Linked DNA regions of Homo sapiens: region 2 is linked to region 1. Evidence: read pairs that join two places in POLR2A ChIA-PET (ENCODE). Cell type or tissue: IMR-90. All regions are shown on one strand. Each heading gives the region's core, and the rest is flanking DNA. Links, peaks and the distances in the headings are about the cores only.

Evidence for each region. ChIA-PET counts read pairs that join two places held together with the same protein. Peaks named below come from ENCODE experiments on the same cell type or tissue, not always from the same donor. Only the 100,000 strongest peaks of a DNase experiment are listed, where the experiment ranks them.
Region 2: POLR2A ChIA-PET joins it to region 1 with 5 read pairs; 1 of 35 experiments calls an interaction of 5 or more read pairs at or near these places.

The regions. Positions count from the first base shown.
Region 1 is chr7:80,855,683-80,861,078 of GRCh38, forward strand. The region is part of intron 2 of SEMA3C (semaphorin 3C); the gene reads right to left. Among named protein-coding and RNA genes, the nearest start is that of SEMA3C, 61 kb to the right of the region's middle. In IMR-90, for the core only: no CTCF peak of the experiment used is centred there; a DNase peak (open chromatin) is centred at 3,039; H3K27ac peaks cover 200 bases.
Region 2 is chr7:79,787,028-79,792,423 of GRCh38, forward strand. All of the region lies in intron 2 of LOC105375371 (a long non-coding RNA gene), which reads left to right. Among named protein-coding and RNA genes, the nearest start is that of MAGI2, 340 kb to the left of the region's middle. In IMR-90, for the core only: no CTCF peak of the experiment used is centred there; a DNase peak (open chromatin) is centred at 2,744; H3K27ac peaks cover 163 bases.

The DNA of each region.
Region 1 (5,396 bases), core at 206-5,205:
TCTCTTCTGAATCTCAAGGCTGGATGACTCTAGTGGAGTCAACATGATACAAAACACAAGGCAACTAGTAGTGACAATAAAAGGAGATGACAATTTTAATAATTTGCCTTCTTTGAAATATTCACTCCTAACACTAGTTTGAGCTGGGGAGTTAACTTTTTTGCTTGTGTTTAGATTTCACTTCAACATGCAGCTCTTTAAAAAAATAACGTCCCTCAATCATTCATGTTACGTTTTAACTAGACTCGGCAAGGAGTTAGCAGTCTCAGAATCATGAATTCATGAAAAAGATGAGCTTTTGTGAATGTATTTCTTGCTTCCTAAAAAAGGTCACATCTATTAAATATAAGGAGATAACATCGTTTTTAATAGTATTTCACACATTAGCAAAGGAATTTTTTATTAAACATAGTTATCAAATTTTTTGGAGTATTTTTAAATTTTTATTATTTTTTTGAAGGGCTCACCATAAATATGCAGGTAAAAATTCACTGTTCTTCCAATTCTGTAAAGATATCAGGATAACAATGGATTTGACAGATTATCTGAATTTTTTTAAATGACCCCTTTGAGGATACATTTTAGAACATTTGATGTTTTCTGTTCATTCTCTTCTACATGTAGCAGGCAGGCAAACCACGTCCACTTCTTATATATAATAATACATCCACATCTGAACAAAAAAGCAACATGAATATGAAATAACTGTGAACTAACGAAATGATAACCCGGTAGGAATGAAGATTAGCACAAGCAGAGAAAGGCTGGCACTGCCATGCAGCACAGCATTCAACATCATGGTGACAGCCCAGCCAGAGATTTTCAAAGTGTACACAATTCTGCATTGGTTAAGGAAAAAAAAAAAAAAAAAAAAACTAGGTTGGAATAGGAATTTATGCTGAAAAAAAAAAAAAATCCTTACACCTCAGGCTTGGAGTTTAAAGGATTAATAAACAAATGAGCTTTGCGAATATAAACTCTTTTCTGGAAAAAAAATGTTATAAACATTATTTCATTATCTTACCAACACTTCTGCTCCTAGATAAAACTCATCCACTACAAACATCTCTGCTGCTGATGAGCTAGGCTGAAAAGAAACTGGACCTAATCTTAAATCTGGGCCTAAAGGTCCTGACTTGGGAGAACAAGGGTAGATTCTGCCCCCTGTGCCACCAAGTATGGCTGAAATTCAAGGTGCTATCATCCTAAATGGACATTCCATTTGCCTCCCCCATGATTTGGAATGAAAATTACAGTTCTCAGGATTAACCTTGAAGTGAAAATCAACATTATCCCCATCCTCCCCTTCCTCCCTTCTTCCTCCCTCTTATTTCATTCTAACAACCACATGCGACTGCATAATGGGAGGACCAGTCACTACGGTCCTAACCTCACAAATTTCATCACCAATATCTATTTTTTAAAAGTGTCTCATGACCTCCACCTTTGCCTTTCATTAATTCCCGAATTAAATGTGTTTTATTTGCCTTGTTATATGTGTATATGTGTTCCTTAACAGGGTCAAATTCATGATTTGCACAATTTTCCCAAGAAGAGCACATAAACACTCTCATGCAGGTTTTGGCATCAGTGACACGGGCCCTTTAATGAAGGAAATTTGAATTTTCAGGATGTGCTCATATGCCACATATTCTTAAACCTCCCCAAATTAATACTGTGTAAGAATTTAGCAGTTAAAATAAAGTTTTAAAAAGGCAAGAAATTACAAAAACGAGAAAAAACAAAATCCAATGTATAAATTATATGATTCACTGCTAATTCAGCCAGGACATCTCAGAATTGCTTATCATTAGACAAAATATTTGCTTCAGATATGTTAATTTTTGAAAATTGCTTATCAGGATTTTGTTTTAATTAGTAGCCATAAAGTGCTACAAAGGGGTCTCTCCCCATTCAAAAATACTTTGTAAAAAATTAATAGAATATCTTTATAAGCATTTAAATCGATCAAAACTTATTTTCTAGGTAGCACAGTCAGCTATTTCATTTCTCTAGACCCTTGATAAAAGGAGAGTAATATTGGGGAAAATAGTTTGATCATATTAGTTACAAGTTAGAATTGGTATGAAGAATTTGTAAAAGAGCTAAATATTCTTTGCTAACTAAACAAACCAAGAATTTTTACTAGCTCAAAATTTTGCTAAAAAGACTTACAGTGTCTTAGTTGCATGTCATGCTTATTAATGTTTTGTTATTGTATGTGATGTTTCTAAATATAGGCAAATATATTCTATGTTCATAAAGTGGAAAACTCATTCAAATAGACCTTTTTTTTCCATACCAAAACTTCTATAATATTCAGATATCAGATTATAATATGGGGAATCCTGTTATGTTATGATATGGCTTAAAATTTACCTTAATATTTTTATGTGTCTAAAAGACTCAATCACACTTCTAGCATTGACATATTGAAAATAAATATTAGGTATTTGCTATCCAAGATGGCTTATACTCCTAGTTATTTGTATAAGGAGGAAGGCTTTCAGGTGAGTTTTACAAAAACAGGTACTCTAAACTACTAGATCACAGTTTCTTTGGGTGCGGCTCAAAATGCATACTTTAAAAAATCTCCCGTATGATACTGAGGTTCAAGCAGGTTTGAGAAGCACTGATATACATCATGACAGACCAAATATGTTTGCCTGTATGGCTTCCATTTGGTTTAACTGATGACCAGATACCAGATCCCAGAGGAAAATGTTTAGTTATACAGATGTCCAGATATATTCCAAACTGAAAAAAACTGTGAATAATTTACAATAAGCTAGAGTACTGCTCTTAAGATAGTTTGAGATTAGAGTTTTAGGTTGTAAATTTGTAAAACCACAGACATTTTGAGGAGGAATTCCAGTTCCTATTTTTAAAGATGAGGAAATTATTAAATAAATAATAGGCATTAGTTTTGTGTGTTTACAAATCACACATGCTCAAATGAGAGTGCACAAAATGAAAAGGCTATTTTTAAAATACCTAAGATAAACAGAAACAAAAAGCTTGAGTTATATCAGGTTGAGTCATTCAAAATGCATACATATTAGAGGCCATGCTTTTCACATCCTCCTTTGTGACCTTGGAGTGTTTAATTACAGCAAATGTACTTTGGCCCAGACTAGTTCCCACTTTAAATAGAGCAAGTATGAATTCGAGGTAATTCTCCATATGAATAACTGAACCCAAGATGTGTAGAACAGAATGGTATCTTAAAAAGGATAAAGTTTGGGCCCCTCGGTTAGAGGTGCATCATTTGTCCTCTTTATTATAACACTCAGACTTTACAAGAGTTTTCAACTTTTCAGGCTTTTCTTTTCTTTCCTTGATCTTTTCCTATCGTTTGAAACCTTTGAAACTCCCTCGTGAAACAGGCATTCATCATACCTTAGTTCTTAGACCATAAATCCAAAAAAAAATAAAGTGGTGAAAACTCAAGAAAAAAAAGAACGGTGTGTGTGTGTATGTGTGTTTGTGTGTGTGTAGGTGCAAAGAAGCATATTTATTTTTCCTATAGAGATGAGCCACTGTAATGGTTTATCCTAGTTATATGTTTATGCATACATACATATTTATATAACTTTTTGTTTTCCTTAATGCCTTTAGATGTAGAAATCATTTCCTTCTGTTTAGAACAAGTATATTATCAAGTTTTGTTATGCCTGTCTTACAGCTTGTGGTTGTATTGAAAAAGTACCCGATGAGCTCCCTAGAGAGGATACCTGTTCTGCTCTATCATTTTCAAGTTCATCCTAAAGATTTCTACCAAGTGTCAGGTGATCCAGTAAGCTCACAAATGCTCAGAAGAGCCTCTCTAAGTCAGGACAGCAACTAGTTCTCTTAATCACTTCGAGACAACTGCATAAACTGAATTCCATATGTTGAAAACAAAAAGAAAAGATTTAAGTCAAACGCAAAGTTTAGCTGATTTCTGTATGTGTATTCTATATTAACAATAGTTTGGCGGCACACATTTTCAAACTTAGCACCCTCCTGTTGCCACAGTCTGCTGACAGCCTCCATTTAGCTGTCTTTTGAGTCCACTGCATGGTAAGCTCCTCTCTGAGGCAAGCCACGAGGCCTTATTTGGTGATGACAGCTCAGTGGCTGGCTGGCTGGCTGGCACAGAAAATGTTTCTGAACTGAACTGAAATTTAGCAATCTCTAACACCTTTCACATGTGTTTTGGTTTAGGAGTCCCTTTGTAAGTCTGCTAGACACTATTTTTTTTTTTAAAATAATCGGGTTTCAAAAATGTCTCATCTGTGTGCTATAAACTCATTTAAACTTGGGAAACAATATTCTAATTAATAATAGGCATAAAATATAAAAGACTATAGAACGACCACTTAGCTTTTATTCAAATATCTTAGTTCTTCTAAAATAATCCTTTTAGTAATATGTATGCTTAGCAAATACGTATAGACTAGTGTTTTTATCCTACTTATTCAGCAATAATACTATTTCCAAGAATAAATGAACTATTGGTTAGTTTTTATGATTAAAGTAAACTATACCTATGACTATAAGTAAACTATGACCATGGTTTAATGGTATAAATTTATAATCATAAAAATATTTTTAATAAAAGATTATAAACCTTCTCCTAATGGCCAACTATTTTTGAATTTCTGCCTTAATATTTTGATGATACTTTTATTTCTTCCTCAAGACACATTACCATGTCTATCATGTCTCCTTTCACAGTGCAGCACCATCATATTTCCATTAACATGTGGCTCTGGACATACAATAGATCCAACTGCACCCCTTAAAACACAGCGGCAATGTGGTAGAGAAAACTGACTTAACATAGTAAAAACTATAGCCTGAGCTCTGCTCACCAAGCTGAGTATTACAGAGACATTATCCTGTTTCCATTTGATAGAGTTAAAGTGATCTCAATCAGAGAGCAAGATCTAAGCTTAATGGGTAAAAATTCAGAGTTGAGGTTTGAGATCCCAAACTGCCAAGGTCAAGGGCCCATGGTCATTACTCTTCTAGCAGTGACAGAAACAGAACGGATAAGTGCATTCAATCAAAAGGCATGAACAGCGAAGACGAGGCCACCCACACAAACATCTGTTTGCTCATGAGGTCCTTTTCATAGGATACCATAAAGACAGGTGTGGGGTTTGAAAAATTCTGTTTGGGGAGACCTACTGCTTGGTGAGTGCTTTTCTTCTGTAGTTACCTTCGAAGCATACTTTCAACAATTCTTCTTTAACTCATGTTTGTTTATTGAGTGCCAGTAATGTTGACATAGTTTATGTGTGACTTTAAATCAAAGGCATATTGAAAGAAATAATATGGATTTTCACTTAATTAACAAAGGCCTTTATCCAGTTGATCAAACATGAGAAAATGAGAACATACCAATATGA
Region 2 (5,396 bases), core at 111-5,110, 1.1 Mb before region 1:
AGATAGCCTAATTGCTTCCTTTTCACAAATGAGAACTCTGAGGTGATAAGAGGTATCACTGCTTGTCAAAGGTCACATAGGAAATAAATGGCAAAAGTAGTATATGAACCCAGACACTATGGCTCTAGAGTTTCATGCTATTATCGATGACACTACAGAGTTGGCTCTAGGGTCCACAGACATGGCTGTAATGACAGTTCCCAAGTAAAGGGTCTCTTTTTTATTTAGGCAGAGTGTCTTAATTGATATGTTCACTGAAGGATCAAGTAAATTCAAAATGACAGCAAGCCTTTAATGATCTCTCCAGCTGGAATATTCGTTTCATAACTTGAGAAAAATAGCTGTGCTGGTTGCAGCTGAGATTCAGAAGATAGCAAATATCTCAGCATCCTGCTATTGCCAGTCTCACAAAGCTTTGGGTCTAAGTAGAAGTTGGTATAATATTCCTTGTTTTAATTATTTTGCATCTGTGCTACATTTTACTCTTGCATGTTTATTTCTTTCTGTCATACACCTTATTTCACCTGATCTTTGTAACCTCTATGTTTTGTACTATATTCTGCTATGTTTCTTATTTCATCTTCTTACACGCTATCCTTTCTGTTCATGCACTTTTTTCTTCCACAATAAGACTTCATTCTTTACTGTTAAGACTCACATTCTTTTTGGCTTCTTGCAGTTGTTTTTGTGATTTTCTTCATTTGTTTTTCTGTTTTTTCTTGGCTCTGCATGATAGACAGCGATTATTTATCAGCCATTTGTGGTTTCTTAACATTGCCAACAGGCTGACAATTTTCCCATTTCTTTCTCTGTGAGGTTTCTGAATCATCTTTTAAAGTAGTTCTCTGTACCAGAAAAACAGAATATCAAAATGCTGAGCGACAGTTTACATGAAACATGCACTTTGCTTTGATTGTCTTTTTCTGAGACAAAAACGTACCATTCCTGTGTTACTACAGTACCAACTTTCAGAACTGAAATTTTCTGCCAGTAAGTTAGTTCCTCTGGTCTAGATGATAAAAGCAGACTGATATTACAAGAAAACCATCTAAAAGTGCATATATTTTTAATTTGATTGTCCAGAAGGTATTCTGCATCCCTTTTCTATTGACATGCTGCTATGGATTAATGAATTTTCCTTAATATTCCCTATTGATGAATCAGAGGGCTTTCACACAAATAAATTATTTTATTCCCGAAAGTAAATTTATCCTTCTAAAGATTAAGAAGGATTAAGCTTTGAGTTTATAGTATCTTCGTATCTATATATAAATGCATTAAAAACACACACTGACCCTCACACACACACACATATATATATGTGTATATATGCATAAATATGTTTGGCAGGTATATAATAATTCATATATTTTATATATTATAAATATTATTTAATATGTTATATAAATATCATTTTATCTTTCAAACTTCTCCCTAAAACATTAACATTACATTCTTCAATATACGTGAATTTCTACAGCTATTGCATTGAAAAGCAAGAACATCAGTCTAGCCATGTTTTATCAAAATTGCCTCAAAATGCATTTTTTGTCTCAGCATCCTTATCTTATGATGAAGAAAGACTAAGCTTGTAAAAACCCCACCTGCATGGAGAATTTTTTTTCCTAGGGTGGAAAATATAAGGGAGAAAGAAAGCAACTCATATCTTATCCATTATGATTAACAGCCCATGCTAATGACATTCATTAAGCTAAATGAGCAGGAGAATGAGGACTCAAGCTTTCTAATTGAGGCAGATTTATTTTTAGGATGAAATTCTCCCAAAATACATTTTCTTTTTTAAAACATTGAGTGTCATTTCAAGGCATATAATTTAAACAACTGATTATGGATGGGATATGCTTTAGCCCTTTTGGAAGTATAAAATTATACAACCAGCAAAATCATCATTATCACTTTTATAGTTTTATTATGACTATTATTTATTACATGAGTGGATAAAATATAAAAAGGAAGGAAAAATGATCTTCATTAAAGTTAATGACTCATCTTAGCAATTTTGTTATTGAGTTAACTATTTAAGATCTCTTCTGCCCTAGATCTTCTGCTGAGTGAGAGTATTAGTCACATCTATTAAACACATACCTACAAAAATAGTAGCACCTTAGGATAAGAGGCTTGGAAATATGTTTTACATATGCTGATATCTACTTTGCTTTAAATTAAAAATATATATATACACATATTGACATACATATATGTAGCATATACGAATATTAGGAAGCCTGTCACAAATAACATAGGTTTTAATACAAATTGTACACAGAAGATTCTACATATTGAAAGTATTTTTATAATAAATATGTATACTTCTTAATGTATTACTGAAAGATCAATGGACTTGTCATTAAAGGATCTGAATTTAACTTATACTTCTTCCAGTATTAGCTTTGTATTATGGGAGAGTCTCTAAAATAGAGATAGTAAATGTGAGCTCAAATAATAACTTCCAAAATTTTTTTTCTGACTACAACAAAGTAATTTGTTTTGAGCAAATCCTCTTACAAAAAAAATTATGAACGACAAAATCTATGAAACAACTATTTGAAAGCATTAGAGATAAACCAACTGAGGCAGGATTTAAGGATCTGTAATCCTTGAGAGAATGGAAGAGCATAAGATGATTTCCACATTCATCCATCTTTTTCCTTGAAAACATTTTTCAATTCACTGCATCATAGAGCAGAGCCCAAGCAGAACCCAGCGTCTCACTTGGCTGAAAGTCAGTGACTGGAATTTAAAGCTGCCAAATTGGATAAGACTCAAGAAGCAAAAATCTTTGAAATGAGGAAACTACTATAATGAGTAAAAAAAATCTACAGGCAAATCCCCTTCTAGTTTTTGATTAATTACCCATCCTTGCACATGAAAAATGAAACTGAAAAAAGAATGATGAACAAAGGAAGAAGAAGGAAGGAAGGAAGGAAGGGAGGGAAGGAGGGAGGGACGGAAGGAGGGAGGGAAGGAGGGAGGGAAGGAGGGAGGGAGAGAGGAAGGAAAGGAGGGGAGGAAGAAAAGGAAAGAAGGAAAAAAGGAAGCAGGGAAGGAAGGAAGGAAGAAAAGAAAAAGACTAGAAATGAATATTAGCTGAAAGGAAACAACTAAACAGAAATTTTATCAGTTATATAATACCAGGGAGGCAGATGTTGAAGATCAAACCCTGGAATGATGCAAATATTTTCTCAAATACTCCAAGTCTTTTGTTAAGGCCCCAGAAAAACCACAACCTAGGACTAAGGCCACCTCCTAGGTATAAGGAACATGCTTAAGAGCAAGGACTACCATCTGAAAGTAACAGTGAAAGTGATATAGAATAGTTCTATATGTGTGAAATCAGCACACAACAAACTCAAGGGAAGTACTAATACAGTATTTGCTGTCAAAGAAAATCTAACCCTCCCTGGAGAAAAATAACGTGTTCCAGAGTTATTATAATTTTTCATCCAATGTGTTGAGAATTCAGTCAAAAATTACCAAATATATCAAAACATAGGACAAAATGACCAAAAATGAAAACAAACAAAAAAAAGGCAGGTAATAGAAGACCTAGAGTTGGTATTAGAATTGTCATACAAGGGCTTAAATATAACTGTGTGATTAATATATTCAAGAAAGTAAAGAAAAGAATGTTGGATTTTAACAGAAACATGAAATTACACACACACACAAAGAGATAGAGACTCAATTCAGAATTAAGTAGCAAAATACACATTATTTTCATATACCCTCGGATCTTTTGCCAAAGTAAACTGTGTGATTAATATTTTCAAGAAAGTAAAGAAAAGAATGTTGGATTTTAACAGACACATGAAATTACACACACACACAGAGATGGAGACTCAATTCAGAATTAAGTAGCAAAATACACATTATTTTCATATACCCTTGGATCTTTTGCCAAAGTAAACTGTGTAATTGACATTGAAGCAAGTCTAAACAAATTTTAAAAACTAAAAATAGTCAAAGTACGTTATCTAAACACAATGGAATTTAAATAAAAATCGGTTTCGCAGGCCGGGCTTGGTGGCTCACACTTGTAATCCCAGGATTTCGAGAGGCCAGGGTGGGAGGATCACTTGAGCCCAGGAGTTTGAGATCAGCCTGATCTCTCTTTTGTGAGACCCTGTCTCTACAAAAGTAAACAATAAATAAAATAAATAAGTTTCAGAAGGATAATTATAAAACTCCTCAAATGTTGGAAAATGTCATTTCTTATACATTTTATTCCTCCAAAAAATTAAACCTAGAAAAAAAGTAAATAATTCCCAAATATCCTTTACCTGGAATCATCAATTTTTAACATTTTGTTCTACTTGTGTCATTATTTCTCTACATCTCACAGATGTAGAGAACAATTTGAAATGAAATTGCATACATTGTGCCCCATTTCCCACTTGAAAGTCAGTGTTAGTTCTCTAAGACTAAGATGCTCTTATATAACCATCGTAAAATAATCAAATTCATGTAATCTAACATTAGTATAATATTTTATTTATGTTTCTCATACCAGTTTCTTCAACTGTCCTAATAACGTTTCTAGCCGTTTTTCTCATTCCTTGAACATATCTAGGATTATGTATGCATTTACTTGACGTATCTCTTAAATTGTCTTTTAATCTTTAAAGATTAAATCTAGAACATGTTTTAAGCCTTTCTTTAACTTACAGTACATTGACTTTTTTTTAGTTTTTAAGAACTTAGGTTTGTTATTTTAGTTGAATTTCCTTCAAATAGGTTTTGATGGTGTTTTCTTATGTTTAGATTCAGGTTAGGCTTTTTTTGTGGGGTGGAAATCTGTGTAAGTAATGCTGTGTCCTGCTTAGGATGTCATATTCAGACACACAGGATGTTTGTTCCCTGTTAGCGACCATGGCAATTTTGATTACTTGGTTGAGATGTTGTCTGGTTTATTGCCTATATAGTTATTATTTTTCTTTAAATATTTAGTTTAGAGAGAGATAATTCGAGGCAATGTAATTATTCTCTTCCTCATCAAAATTTTTACCTCTAAAGTTAACAGCTGTTGTTTCTTGCCTGCAAAATTTTTACTATAATGGTACAAAATGATAATTTTTTACCCTATCATCCCTTTTATGTTCATAGGTGAGAATTATATTGTAAAAAAAAAGATTTTTTATTATTTTCTTCACATTTACATATTTGTGTTGTTAGTATGAAATCATGGATTTTTACTTCAGTCCATGGATCATAATCCATGACTGTTCGTATTTAATTAGACATACAAGTTGTTCCAGATTTGGCCAAAAAGAGCCCCCCTTCAGTCTCATCCCTGTGTATTTTTAGTATGCTAATATTTTGGCATACTAACATTTCTGTTTGTTCACTTCCCAATTTGCCGGCACCAAAAATGATTC